Regions from separate parts of the Homo sapiens genome. Here region 2 is linked to region 1. Evidence: read pairs that join two places in POLR2A ChIA-PET (ENCODE). Cell type or tissue: endothelial cell of umbilical vein. All regions are shown on one strand. Links, peaks and the distances in the headings refer to the core of each region. The heading gives the core; the rest is flanking DNA. Region 1 overlaps SEC31A (SEC31 homolog A, COPII component). Region 2 overlaps SEC31A (SEC31 homolog A, COPII component).

Region 1 (6,930 bases), core at 1,520-4,019:
AAAAAGGTAGATGTGACTAGAAAAGGAGTAGTCATCGTAAGTATTAATAGTGATTATCTCTGAATGGTAGCTTATTTTTATTTTCTTCTGTTACGATATTTAGAAATATATCTCACAGTTTTGTTGACACGATTTCTAATACACTAGGTAACTAGGTATTTGGATCATACTTTCAAGTACTTATGCCCTATTGTAATGCAGAGAAAGGAGGTCTTCATTTCAGTAATAAAATAAGCTTTATTGCCTCAATATATTAGCAGGGTTTAAAGAGATTGCTCTTTAGCTGACAGAATATAGCTCAAATCATGCAGTTTCATGGGACCGCTCATATTCTTCAGAGCTGTCACAGTGGGATGGGAACCCCAGATACCTTTTGTCTAGTAGTTTTTCTGCTTACTACCATCTGTATCATCGTATACCTTTCTGCCTTCATATTTCATCTCCATTCTGGACCATATATTTTATTCTCTAATAGTAGGGGTACTTGTTATAATCTTGATGTCATTTTTCTACCATTAGAATACATTCTTTTTCTTAGAAAATTTCACATGACTCCTTTAACACCTTTACTATTTAACAGACCACTTGTTAGTGACCCCCCCTTTTTTTTTTTTTCAGACAAAGGTCAAAGCATGAGACCCTTCTATAGTCAAATAAAGAGTGTTTTTACCTTTCGAGGGAAGTGATTGATTAGCTCTATTTTACAATGAACCAGAGGCAATTTAAGAAGATTAAGTAACTTAGGGTCTCACAGTTTCTAAATGGTAAAATCATTCTTAAGCTCATATTTTTTGACACACAACTCAAGTATATTTTGTTACACTACCTTACAAGAGTTTTTACTCTTTAAGGATTACAAAATCACATATGCAAATATGAGTATAAATAAAAAATGAAATACTATTACACCAAAGTCATACATAGTTACCAGGAGTGGTGGGAAAGTAATATATTTGGATTGTTTATGAAAACATTAAAAATTAAGTGTATAATTTCAATTTTTTGTCTACATTTATTTGACTTTAAGAATGAATGATTTTATTCATTTTCTCCTGTAGGTACCACAAGTTGATTTGGGGGCCTTATAAAATGGATTCCAAAGGAGATGTCTCTGGAGTTCTGATTGCAGGTGGTGAAAATGGAAATATTATTCTCTATGATCCTTCTAAAATTATAGCTGGAGACAAGGAAGTTGTGATTGCCCAGAATGACAAGCATACTGGCCCAGTGAGAGCCTTGGATGTGAACATTTTCCAGGTTAAGACTTTAACATTTCATAATTCTTAGACTATGTGCTGCTCATTTGAAATCAGTATATGAATCTACTATGCCTCAGTTTTGGAATTGAAAGTTAAAAAACTGTGGCTATACAGGTTGACGAGTGTTTGTTTAAAGAATGGTGGGTTCAGAGTTGAGATCAGGGTTAAAAATACTACCTCCATGAAAAGGATCCGGCTGATAGGTTTTTGTTTTTGTTTTTGTTTTTGTTTTTTTGAGACGGAGTCTCGCTCTGTCACCAGGCTGGAGTGCAGTGGCATGATCTTGGCTCACTGCAACCTCTGCCTCCTGGGTTCAAGTGATTCTCCTGCCTCAGCCTCCCGAGTAGCTGGGATTACAGGCGCCTGCCACCACGCCCAGCTAATTTTTGTACTTTTAGTAGAGATGGGGTTTCACCATGTTGGCCAGAATGGTCTCGATCTCTTGACCTTGTGATCCGCCCGCCTCGGCCTCCCAAAGTGCTGGGATTACAGACGTGAGCCACTGTGCCCAGCTGGCTAATAGGTTTAAGTCTGAAGATGTCACGCCATTTGATTAGACATTTTATAAACATTAAGATCCCTATAGGTTGGAAACCTTGCCTTTTAAAAGTTCATGCTAGGTCAGCATTAGGCTGGTGCTGTGATGTCCAGGTTAATTCACTGTTTTATTAATTGAGAAATTTTATGTTTATGACAGAGATTAATACTCTATGAAATAATTAGAAATTAAATGTAATGGCTGGGCATGTGGCTCACACCTGTGTAATCCCAGCACTTTGAGAGGCCGAGGCAGACAGATCATGAGGTCAGGAGTTCGAGACCAGCCTGGCCAACGTGGTGAAACCCCGTCTCTACTAAAAATACAAAAATTAGCCGGGCATGGTGGCAGGCACCTGTAATCCCAGCTATTCGGGAGTCTGAGGCAGGAGAATCGCTTGAACCCGGGAGGCGGAGATCGCAGTGAGTTGAGATCGTGCCATTGCACTCCAGCCTGGGCAACGAGCAAAACTCAAAAAAAGAAAAAAGAAATGTAATGCAGATTTAACAAATAGTCAATTAAGATTCTTTGTACTGTTGCCTTCATAAACATTTCTGGTTGTTAATTATATAAATGCACAGCTTAATAACGATCTTAGCCTGAACAGGATGGTGAAACCCTGTCATTACAAAAAATGCAAACAATTAGCAGAACATGGTGGCACACGCCTGTAGTCTCAGCTACACGGGAGGCTGAGGTAGGTTGATGGCTTTAGCCTGGGAGGTCTACGCTGCAGTGAGCTATGATCACACCACTGCACTGCAACCTGGGTGACACATAGAGACCCTGTCTGGAAAAAAAAAAAAGACCTTGAGTTAATAGGATACTAGATTATAACAACCAAAAATGAGTATTAAGAAAATTTTAAATAGTTCCTTTTCTTATATTATAAATAGATACTTAGGGTATAGCAATACAGAAACCCAACTTGTTTATTTCTTTTTTGTTGTTGTTTTTTGTTTTTTGAAACAGCGTCTTGCTCCCTCTGCCAGGCTGGACTGCAGTGGCTCATGACTCACTGCAGTCTTGACCTCCTGGGCTCAAGCAAGTCTTCTGTCTCAGCCACCTGAGTAGCTGGGACTACAGGCATGAGCCACAACACCTGGCTAATTTTTGTAGAGACAGGGTTTTTTCGTGTTGGTCAAGCTGGTCCCAAACTCCTGGGCTCAAGTGGTCTGTCTGCCTCAGCCTCCCAAAGTGCTGTGACTACAGGCATGAGCCACTGTGCCCAGCCTTCGTTTCTATAGTTTGTGGTATCTGCTCTTTAGCTAACTCCTTTGTTAATTGTATTGAACAGCTGATGATTTTTAATAAAGTATTTTGTGTTATAGGTAGCTACTACCATAGAATGTCTCCCTTTTTTTAGTTATATGCCAACTGATAGAGAATAATTTGTAAGAGTAAATAGTAGTGGATGAAGGTCAGTATATGAAGCCCATTATCTTCCTGTACTTTATATTACAATTTCAGGTTCTTTTTGACCCTTAAGGTATGTACCAGAGAAAACCTAGAAATATTGCCACCTGGAATAAGATTGAGTGTATATGAACTAGAAATATGTGAAGAGTTATGACAAGAGATTTTACTAGTGCTGTATTGATTCAGCTCTGGAAGCTGGCTTTGAGGTATCCTGAGAAAGATGCCACAGTTTTAGGATTCAGCTTTTTCTGAAAGCAATAATTGATGACCTTTTTAATCTTATAATTAAATCTCCTTCCAGAGATGCAAAGATACAAACAGTAATCCTCACATGGTTGCATGACTGATTAAGAATTTATCCAGCCAGGTTTGGTGGCTCACGCCTGTAATCCCAGCACTTTGGGAGGCCGAGGCAGGTGGATCACCTGAGGTCAGGAGTTTGAGACCAGCCTGACCAACATGGAGAAACCCCGTCTCTACTAAAAATACAGAATTAGCCGGGAGTGGTGGTGCATGCCTGTAATCCTAGCTACTCGGGAGGCTGAGGCAGGAGAATCACTTGGACCCGGGAGGCGGAAGTTGTGGTGAGCTGAGATTGCACCATTGCACTCCAGCCTGGGCAACAAGAGCAAAACTCCATCTCAAAAAAAAAAAAAAAAAAAAGAATTTATCCATATAATTTTTAAAATAATATCTTGCATTAAAATTAATTTGTTCTCAGTAGACATCTTTTGTCTTTGTTAAGTAGAATTTTATGTTTTTCTAGAAAACTTTAAATTTTGAAAGAATTATGCATAATTTAGAAATTCATGCATATGTTTTTCACTTTTCAAATTAAATAGAAAAATTGTGTATGCTACATCTAATATCTTTCTAGCTCTGAACTGAGTTATTCTGAATTTTCTTAATTATTCATAAGTGCTATTTAGTTATGGTTTCTTCTTGCAGACTAATCTGGTAGCTTCTGGTGCTAATGAATCTGAAATCTACATATGGGATCTAAATAATTTTGCAACCCCAATGACACCAGGAGCCAAAACACAGGTATTTTTATATTGATTTTGATCATTGTAATCAAAAAAGCCAAAAGTAGTTCTCCTAAACCTACTTATTTCACTTTTAAGGCTTCTCACACAAAACATATATGTTTAAAATCATTGTTTAGATATTACTGATTTTTCTTCAGTAATTAATAAATATGTTTCTTCAAAGTATCAGTGAGTCCATCAAGAGTAAATATTTATTTAGTACCTACCACCTGGTAGACACTGGTCATTGTACTAGGCATACAGTAGTAAACAAAATGAACAAAAATCCTTAATAATTGTCTTAGATATAGTATAATTATTTTTGTTCTTTGTGTGATAGTTGCTCTGTGTTTTGGCAACAACCAACCTTCTTAAAACACACTTAGACAAGACCATGGAAGACAAGGTTTAAAATAAATACCTCAAGCCCTTTGCTTGTGTATTTCTATTAAGTTTGGTAACAACAGTCTTCTCCTGTTCTTCCCTGAGTTTCTTTATGTTGTATAGGCTATCCAACTTGAGTAGCCATTGTAACTGGCTCTAACATTTTGGCAATCTGAGAGGTAGCATAATGACAGCATATGCACTACCATTTATAAAGGTATTTTGCTAATGGTCTAGGCTGTAATTTTGCCCTGCCTAGTTTTCTGTCATAGTCACCAACATCTACTTTGTGGTCCATAATCTACCTTGCAGCAGTTGCAAAGTAAAGAAACAGTACTTGGTTTATAGCAGAAATTCAATAAAATTCTTGTTGAATGAGATATTATGAAACAAGATAATACACTTGAAGTGGTATGTACCTGCATTTTAAGTCATATAATTTTATGTGTTGAGAATGTAGAGATGTAGGACTATAAAGCAAATTTGTGGCATAAATGGATCAGATTTTTAAGTAATACACTTTTCAAAATGAAGGATCCAATTTTACAGTTAAATTTGATTATAATAGAGAAACAAGCAGTTTTTATTAACTGTTTCTTCCTTGTAGCCGCCAGAAGATATCAGCTGCATTGCATGGAACAGACAAGTTCAGCATATTTTAGCATCAGCCAGTCCCAGTGGCCGGGCCACTGTATGGGATCTTAGAAAAAATGAGCCAATCATCAAAGTCAGTGACCATAGTAACAGAGTAAGTATGTGATTGACTTGTGATGAACATGTTGTATTTCTGCTGTAGGTATTCCTATATTGTTTGTCAGAGTTGACAACAAATCAAATTTCTGTGAAGTCAAATCCTGTTTTTTTATTAATCAGTCATGTTAGAAGGAATGTTTTGTTTTTTTTCCTCTAAGGGAAAATCATAAAATTCCCAATAAATATGTTGGATATTATTAATGATGAAGAGAGATTGGTTAATCAAGGAACTTATTCCATGATATACTGGTGGTTTTGCTTTGCTAGCTGTTTTAAAACATTGCAGCAACTTTTTTTTTTTTTTTCTTGAGACGGAGTCTCGCTTTGTCGCCCAGGCTGGAGTACAGTGGCGTGATCTCGGCTCACTGCAACCTCTGCCTCCTGGGTTCAAGCACTTCTCCTGCCCCAGCCTTCCGAGTAGCTGAGATTACAGGCATGCACCATCAAGCCCGGCTAATTTTTGTATTTTTGGTAGAGATGGGGTTTCACCATGTTGGTCTGGCTGGTCTCAAACTCCTGACCTCGTGATCTGCCTGCCTCGGCCTCCCAAAGTGCTGGGATTACAGGCATGAGCTTCTGTGCCCGGCCATTGCAGCAACTTTTTAATTCATCTTTAACTTTTCTTAGAATGTAAAAATTTTTCCTGCTGGAAGCTTCATCACTGTGAACTTGTAATATTTGACTTCTTGGCCTCATCTCTTCCTCTGATTAGGTACTGCTAAAATGAGCTAATATATTTTCGGCACTTACCCATAGAGCACATTAAATTCTGAACCTTTTAGGTATCTTTATTTTTTTATGTCATTAGATGCCATAAAATAATTTAGATATAATTTGGAGCTTTTTTTGTTTGTTTGTTTATGAGTACATTGGATAGTTTGACATTTTCTAAAATAAGTTTGCCAAAAGTCAGGCATACATATGTAGTTTAAAAACAACAATAACAACAAAAAACTATTTGGGAGAACACTTCTTCAGAGTATTGTTTTCAAGTGAATCAGGAGTTTTAAAACAGAAGTTTCAATGGAATAAACCATACCAGAAGCATTTTAGTCATTTTGTGGAATATTTAATAGAATTTGAACTTGCAGATAGTTCCTAATAATGTTAATTTATTCCATATGAAAATTTAAATGGTAGTTTTTGCTTCAGATATTTTGCCTTGATTTTTCTGATAAAATAGAGGAAAAGTATGGGGTTTTTTTGTGTCTTGTGTGTGTGTTAATTTTTTTAAGGGTTTTTTTTTTTTTGAGAGGGACTCTCACTCTGTCACCCAGTCTGGAGTGTAGGGGCGCAATCATGGCACTGCAACCTCCGCCTCCTGGGTTCAGGCAATTCTCCTGCCTCAGCCTCCTAAGTAGCTGGGATTACAGGCGTCCGCCACCATACCTGGCGAATTTTTGTATTTTTAGTAGAGATGGGTTTTACCATGTTGGCCAGACTGGTCTCAAACTCCTGACCTCATGATCCACCCGCCTTGGCCTCCCAAAGTGCTGGGATTACAGGAGTGAGCCACCACGCCCAGCCTGTATGTGTTAATCTTTTATCT
Region 2 (6,930 bases), core at 2,472-4,971, 58 kb after region 1:
GAGACAGGGTTTCTCCATGTTGGTCAGGCTGGTCTCGAACTCCCAACATCAGGTGATCCGCCCACCTCGGCCTCTCAAAGTGCTGGGATTACAGGCATGAGCCACCGCACCTGGCCAGGTTAACTTTGAGCAAGGATTGTAAGGTTTCCTTTCCGCAAAAGTTCATTTTAATCAGTAGTTGGAATAGTTTTTATAGCATGGATGTATCTTATTTTCACTTTATGTCTAAACAGCACAAAGTAATTTTGCCACACAACTTGGTATGTAGCATCCTTGATGGCCTGTCTCTTCTCTCTCTTCTCCAAGCACACTGGCATTCCTTCCTTGAACACACCAAGAGCATTTCAGCGTCAGGACTTTATACTTGCTGCTCCTTCTGCCTGGAACTCTTCCTCCACATATCTGCATTGTTTGTTTCCTCCCAAGTTCAAGGCCTCTGCTCACATGTCCCATTAGCCATCAGGCCTTTCTTTATTACCCCCAACTCCCAACATGTTTAGCCCCCTTCCTCTATTAACTTTTCTTCATAGCAGTTATCACCATCTGACATGCAATATATTGTTCATTTAGTATCTTTTCTCACCCAGTGGGATATGAGCTACATGACATACAAGACTTTGTCCCTGGTACAGCACATAGTAAGCAGCCAATAAATATTGAACTAACATAAGGCTGTGGTATAATGTAGAACATTAAGTTAATCATGTAATTTTAAAACTGTTAGTTTTAGTTTTAGAATAGTTTCTTTGATTATACTTTACAGTGCTATGGTAGAGAGAAAAAAAAGCTTTTTAATTTAATAATTTATTTTACTACTTCCCTCAGTAATCTTAAGCTGCCAAAAGATAGTTTTCTTTCTTTCTTGGTGCTTTAAAGGCTTAGAAAAAGGCAGGATTAAACAAATGTAACTAAGTGTTTAAGTAGTATTTTTGAAAGGTTAAAACAAGATTCCACAGTTCACCTATATGTTTGCCTTCTACCACCCATAATCGACAATAACTACTTAGACCTTCTTTTTTGTGATACACTGACCCATTGCTGCCTCCTGATGCTTGTGAATATAGTGCAAGCAAACATGCATATATACCTTATCAAGTGAGTTTGCAGTTCATATGAAATCCAATCAGTACTCTTTCATGCACTGGAAGTAAGTCTCATCCTCTCCTCATCCCAGTCCCCTCCACCCTCCACCCTTGATAGATGATTGATCTCTGTTCTAATAATCTGTTCAAGTTTCTTTTTTTTTTTTTTTTTTTTTTGAGACGGAGTCTTGCACTGTCGCCTGGGCCTGGAGTGCAGTGGCGTGATCTCGGCTCACTGCAACCTCCACCTCCTGGGTTCAAGCAATTCTCCTGCCTCAGCCTTCCGACTAGCTGGGATTACAGGCGCCTGCCACTACGCCCAGCAAATTTTTTGTATTTTTAGTAGAGACAGGGTTTCACCATGTTGACCAGGCTGGTCTCAAACTCCTGACCTCATGATTTGCCTGCCTTGGTCTCCCAAAGTGCTGGGATTACAGGCGTGAGCCACCACGCCCGGCCATAATCTGTTCAAGTTTCTTAGTTGTAGTTGCCTCCATTTCTTTATAAAATGAAGCCATTCAACATTTTAAGTATAAGGTTTAGTGCAATGAGATAGGGCAAGTTCTTAGGTTAAAAGTTAATGTTCAAATATAACATCTATTTTTTCTTTCCTGCAGCAAACCAAGAGGAAGCTAGATGATGCCAGCAAACGTTTGGAGTTTCTGTATGATAAACTTAGGGAACAGACAGTAAGTTTTGGAGGAAAAGGATTTATGATAATCATTTATTCCTAGTTGCTAGTAAAACAGTTGTCTTATCAGCACTCCCATTTAGTATGCATGGGGGCAAAATTGTCATGACATTTAGAGAATGGGCATGGCTGTGTTGAATCATAAATTCCACTCACTGGGGTTAAGGGGATACGGGTGTGTGTGTGTGTGTTTGTGTGGGTGTGTTGAGAGAGACATTTTAACCCTCTCATAACAAGAGTATAAATACAAACTGGCCTGTGTTGGCCATAAGGTAGCTGACCTTCTGCTGTTCCTTTTATATGGCCCAGTTACAAGAAATCAAAGAGTATGCAGATACTCTGTTTTCCAGGGACTAAATCTATAATCTTTATCATAGTCTAAGACTCTTGACCCTTTTCTTTTAGGATAGCCATTATACAAAAGCAAAGCCAAATGTAGCCACAAGATGAATAGGGTAATGTGCTGTAACTATGAAGATAGCCAGGAGTAAGAAGTCAGTTCACTACGTTTGTTCTCTTGTCCCCACCTCACCATTCTTTTCTAAAATTGTCTTGTTTTATTAATGAAAGCACTAGGAAAGGAGAAGAAAAAAAGAAGTGGGACTTTCTTTTTATTTTTTCCATTTCAGCATTCCTCTAACCCATTCCCCACACTCAGTTCCATCAGATGAAAATAACCATTTCTCTCATGAGAACCAAACTAAAGAAAGTTGATATAACAGTGGAAGTAGTGTGGTCCTTGGACTGATCCAAAATAAAGTCTTCTCGGTGGGCACAGTGGGATATGCCTGTAATCCCAGCTACTGAGGAGGCTGATGCGGGAGGATCACTGGAGCCCAGGAGTTTGAGACCAGCCTGGGCAACATAGCAAGACCGCATTTCCAAAAAAAAAAAAAAAAAACAGAAGATACAATTAGCGTATACATCTAGATGAGTATATATTAAAACATTTTTTAAAAATGAGATCAAAATAGGCCAGGCATGGTGGCTCACGCCTGTAATCCCAGCACTTTGGGAGGCTGAGGCGGGCAGATCACCTGAGGTCAGGAGTTTGAGACCAGCCTGGCCAACATGGCAAAACCCCGTCTCTACTAAAAATACAAAAATTAGCTGGGCATGGTGGCACACGGCTGTAGTCCTAGCTACTCAGGAGGCTGAGGCAGGAGAATCGCTTGAACCCGGGAGGCGGAGGTTGCAGTGAGTCGAGATCGCACCACTGTACTCCAGCCTGGGTGACAGAGTGAGACTCCATCTCAAAAAAAAAAAATCCAAATAAAGTCTTCTGTAAAGTATGGACACCTATGCCAAGTAATGACATAGTAAAAAACTACAGGTTTTATAGTTTTAAGAGATGACAGGATTATAAAAAGCAGGTAAGAATTAGTAAATTTGGGCCCTTCCTTTGAGATATTATGATTAAGAATCTTTAATCTCCTTTTTGTGCATAGGAGAATTTTTTAAAGGTCTGAAGCTCTCTTAAGTGGAGAGAGAAATTAGCATTTCAGTTTGGAGAGGAAATCGGGCTGCTTTTCTGTAAGAAAATACCTGGCTTATACATGTATAATTCATAAATAACTTATTTATGTAAATCATTTTGTTGTGGTTGTACTTGATAACTGTTGCTTGGTTCAAGAAACTTTCTAGAAATGCTAAATGGTTTATATATTTTTATAATGTTTGTTTCAAATTCCACTTAAATATCTGGGTTTAATGTTTATGGAGGATCTCATGGGAAGTTATCCCTTAATTTAATTCTTTCTCTTGGTTCACTTTTGTTTCAGCTTTCACCAACAATCACCAGTGGTTTACACAACATTGCAAGGAGCATTGAAACTCGAAACTACTCAGAAGGATTGACCATGCATACCCACATAGTTAGCACCAGCAACTTCAGTGAGACCTCTGCTTTCATGCCAGTTCTCAAAGTTGTTCTCACCCAGGCCAATAAGCTGGGTGTCTAAAAGGACAGCTTCTCTTCCACTCAATATTGCCATTTTTCCAAAGAAACATGTTAAAAAAAAAAATTATAAGACATGGACTAGTCCTCATTAGCATGTTTGCATAGCAACCAGTCAAGAGCATTTACACTATTTCTGCTGATATACTCACCTTAGAACTGCTCAGAACCCTGGTGCTTTATTTTTGTTTTAATCTTTTGTTGCCAGTGATGATTTTCCTATTCTGCAAATAGTGTATTTCCTGGATTACACATAGTATGGTTTCCTGAAGTATTCTGATAAATGTGTTTTTTAAAACCTCAATATACTTTTTAGAAAAGGAGCATCTGGTTATGCATAAAGCAGAGCTAAAACTAAATTTCTTTCATGTCCTCCCTACTTCCTCAGTGTCAATCAGATTAAAGTGTGTAATCCTATTTTATGTGTGTATAGTCTTTTTTGAAACAGCTGCTTAAAATTTAGTTTATTTTTTGTGTCTTAGGATTCCTGAGTAAATAACTACATCTACAAACTGCTACATGGGTTTTAGCAGATATTAATAAAAATGGGATCACTGGCTTTAACTATATAGGAAAAGACTGGACATTTTTGTTCTGTAGAATGCATTGAGCTTTTTTCTATTTGTAAATGTTTCAATATTCTGTTTGAGTTTTAAGACTAAATTGTGTCCATTTTATAGCTAGAAATTTTTTCACCTATTTTGTTTAAATTACCTATAGCTGTGCCAGGCATGGTGGCTCACGCTTGTAATCCCAGCACTTTGAGAGGCCGAAGCAGGCAGAGGTCGGGAGTTCGAGACCAGACTGGCCAACATGGAGAAACCCTGTCTCTACTAAAAGTACAGAATTAGCCGGGCGTGGTGGCGCATGCCTATAATCCCAGCTACTTGGGTGGCTGAGGCAGGAGAATTGCTTGAACCCGGGAGGCGGAGGTTGCGGTGAGCCGAGATCACGCCATTGCTGTCCAGTCTGGGCAATAAGAGCAAAACTCTTTCTCAAAAAAAAAAAAAAAAATTACCTGTAGCTTTGAGGTTTAAGTTCAGAAAGAAAGCTTTAATTTCAGTCAGCCTGTAAATCAAAGCCACACATTTTGCACCCAGTTTTTCTGTCAAGTGACTTTATTATCATCTGTCTTAAGAACAGTGTGGTAAGGCCGGGCGCGGTGGCTCACGCCTGTAATCCCAGCACTTTCAGAGGCCAAGGCAGGCGGATGACCTGAGGTCAGGAGTTCAAGACCAGCCTGACCAACATGGAGGAACCCCATCTCTACTAAAAATACAAAATTAGCCAGCCAGACGTGGTGGCACATGCCTGTAATCCCAGCTACTCGGGCGGCTGAGGCAGGAGAATCGCTTGAACCTGGGAGGCGGAGGTTGCAGTGAACCGAGATCGCACCATTGCACTCCAGCCTGGGCAACAGCCTCCATCTCAAAATAAATAAATAAATAAAAGAACAGTGTGGTAAACAAAAAATTAATGGTCCCTGTAGAATCTGGAGAAGAGTTAGATAATAATTTTCATAGTTTATGCAATATTCCTTAAGAGGGTTAAAAAACTAGAAAATAAACACTGTGGAGTAAGTTAAGTCAATTTTCTTCAGCCTGAGTGAAATAGTTTGCAAGAACCTCTTGATTCTATTTGCCAAGATTCCCTACTCAACAAATACATGCTGCATTTTAAAAAATTACCCTGGCTGGGTGCAGTGGCTCACACCTGTAATCCCTGCACTTTGGGAGAAGAGGCAGGAGGATCACTTGAGCCCAGGAGTTCAAGACTAGCCTGGGCTGTAGTGAGACCGTGTCTCTACTAAAAATAAAAAAAATTAGCCCGATGTGGTGACACATGCCTGTGGTCCCAGCTACTTGGGAGGCTGAGGCGGGAGGATCCCTTGAGCCCCAGAGGTCAAGGCTGCAGTGAGCTGTAATTGTGCCACTTCACTCCAGCCTGGGTGACAGACACCCTGTCCCAAAAAAGAAAGAAAAAAAAAAAAAAGAGTACCTTGATAGCATGTACATATGTTGGAGTCTCAGGAATGGACTATCTAGACTTATAAATGGATATATTGTCACCTAGCTCATTGGTTTCCTATGCACTTGATAGTGTGAGTCACACGCCTGTAATCCCAGCACTTTGGGAGGCCAAGGCAGGTGGATCTCGAGGTCAGGAGTTCAAGACCAGCCTGGCCAAGATGGTGAAACCGCGTCTCTACTAAAAATACAAAAACATTAGCCGGAGTGGTGGCAGGCGCTTGTAATCCCAGCTACTCGGGAGGCTGAGGCAGAGAATTGCTTGAACCCAGGAGGCGGAGATTGCAGTGAGCCAAGATCGTGCCACTGCACTCCAGCCTGGGCAACAGAGCGAGACTCCGTCTCAAAAATAAATAAATAAATAAAAATAAAAAGATAGTGTGAGTCAGTTCCACTACTCGTTGAAGTGACAAAGTGACCCTCTGGATTTGACCCTGAACAGTAGTATCAGCCCAAGACCATCTGCAGAGTGGACTGGCTTCAAGTTTTTTTTTTTAATTAATCACCCTTATAGTTAGAATTTGTTTTGCAGTTGCATGTTTATCTTGACATGACAATGGCATATTTGGTGTCATTCTACCAAAAAAAAACTATTTTCCAAAAGATGAGAAACGAGTAGGTGGCAGTGGAGCCCTGGCCAACCCAAAGATTTATTTAAGAATATGAGTGTATAGGCCGGGCGCGGTGGCTCACGCCTGTAATCCCAGCACTTTGGGAAGCTGAGGCGGGCAGATCACGAGGTCAGGAGATCGAGACCATCTGACTAACATGGTGAAACCCCGCCTCTACTAAAAATACAAAAAATTAGCCGGGCGTGGTGGCAGGTGTCTGTAGTCCCAGCTACTCTGGAGGCTGAGGCAGGAGAATGGCGTGAACCTAGGAGGCGGAGCTTGCAGTGAGCAGAGATCGCGCCTCTGCACTGCAGTCTGGGCGACAGTGCAAGACTCCATCTCAAAGAAAAAAAAATGAGTATGAGTGTATAAAACTACCTGCCACTGGTAGCAGGGCACCTGCTCTCTCCTTTTTCATTACATTGTGATTTTTTTTTCCACTTGCAGCCATTTCTCTATGTGGCTTATAATCTTGGAAGAGTTTCATATAAATGAATGGAGGTGAGATGAGCCAAACTCAAATTGTTTTTGTCTCTGAAATATGAAGATAATAGGCAATTAG

What was found. Peaks named below come from ENCODE experiments on the same cell type or tissue, not always from the same donor. Only the 100,000 strongest peaks of a DNase experiment are listed, where the experiment ranks them.
Region 2: POLR2A ChIA-PET joins it to region 1 with 6 read pairs; 5 of 35 experiments call an interaction of 5 or more read pairs at or near these places.

What each region holds. Positions count from the first base shown.
Region 1 is chr4:82,873,057-82,879,986 of GRCh38, reverse strand. SEC31A (SEC31 homolog A, COPII component) reads left to right here. Exons shown (of 27, transcript NM_001077207.4): 4 at 1,059-1,257; 5 at 4,165-4,260; 6 at 5,236-5,376. Among named protein-coding and RNA genes, the nearest start is that of SEC31A, 15 kb to the left of the region's middle. In endothelial cell of umbilical vein, for the core only: no CTCF peak of the experiment used is centred there; no DNase peak of the experiment used is centred there.
Region 2 is chr4:82,815,878-82,822,807 of GRCh38, reverse strand. SEC31A (SEC31 homolog A, COPII component) reads left to right here. Exons shown (of 27, transcript NM_001077207.4): 26 at 1,700-1,771; 27 at 3,555-4,299. The coding sequence ends at 3,734. Among named protein-coding and RNA genes, the nearest start is that of SCD5, 21 kb to the right of the region's middle. In endothelial cell of umbilical vein, for the core only: no CTCF peak of the experiment used is centred there; no DNase peak of the experiment used is centred there; H3K27ac peaks cover 273 bases.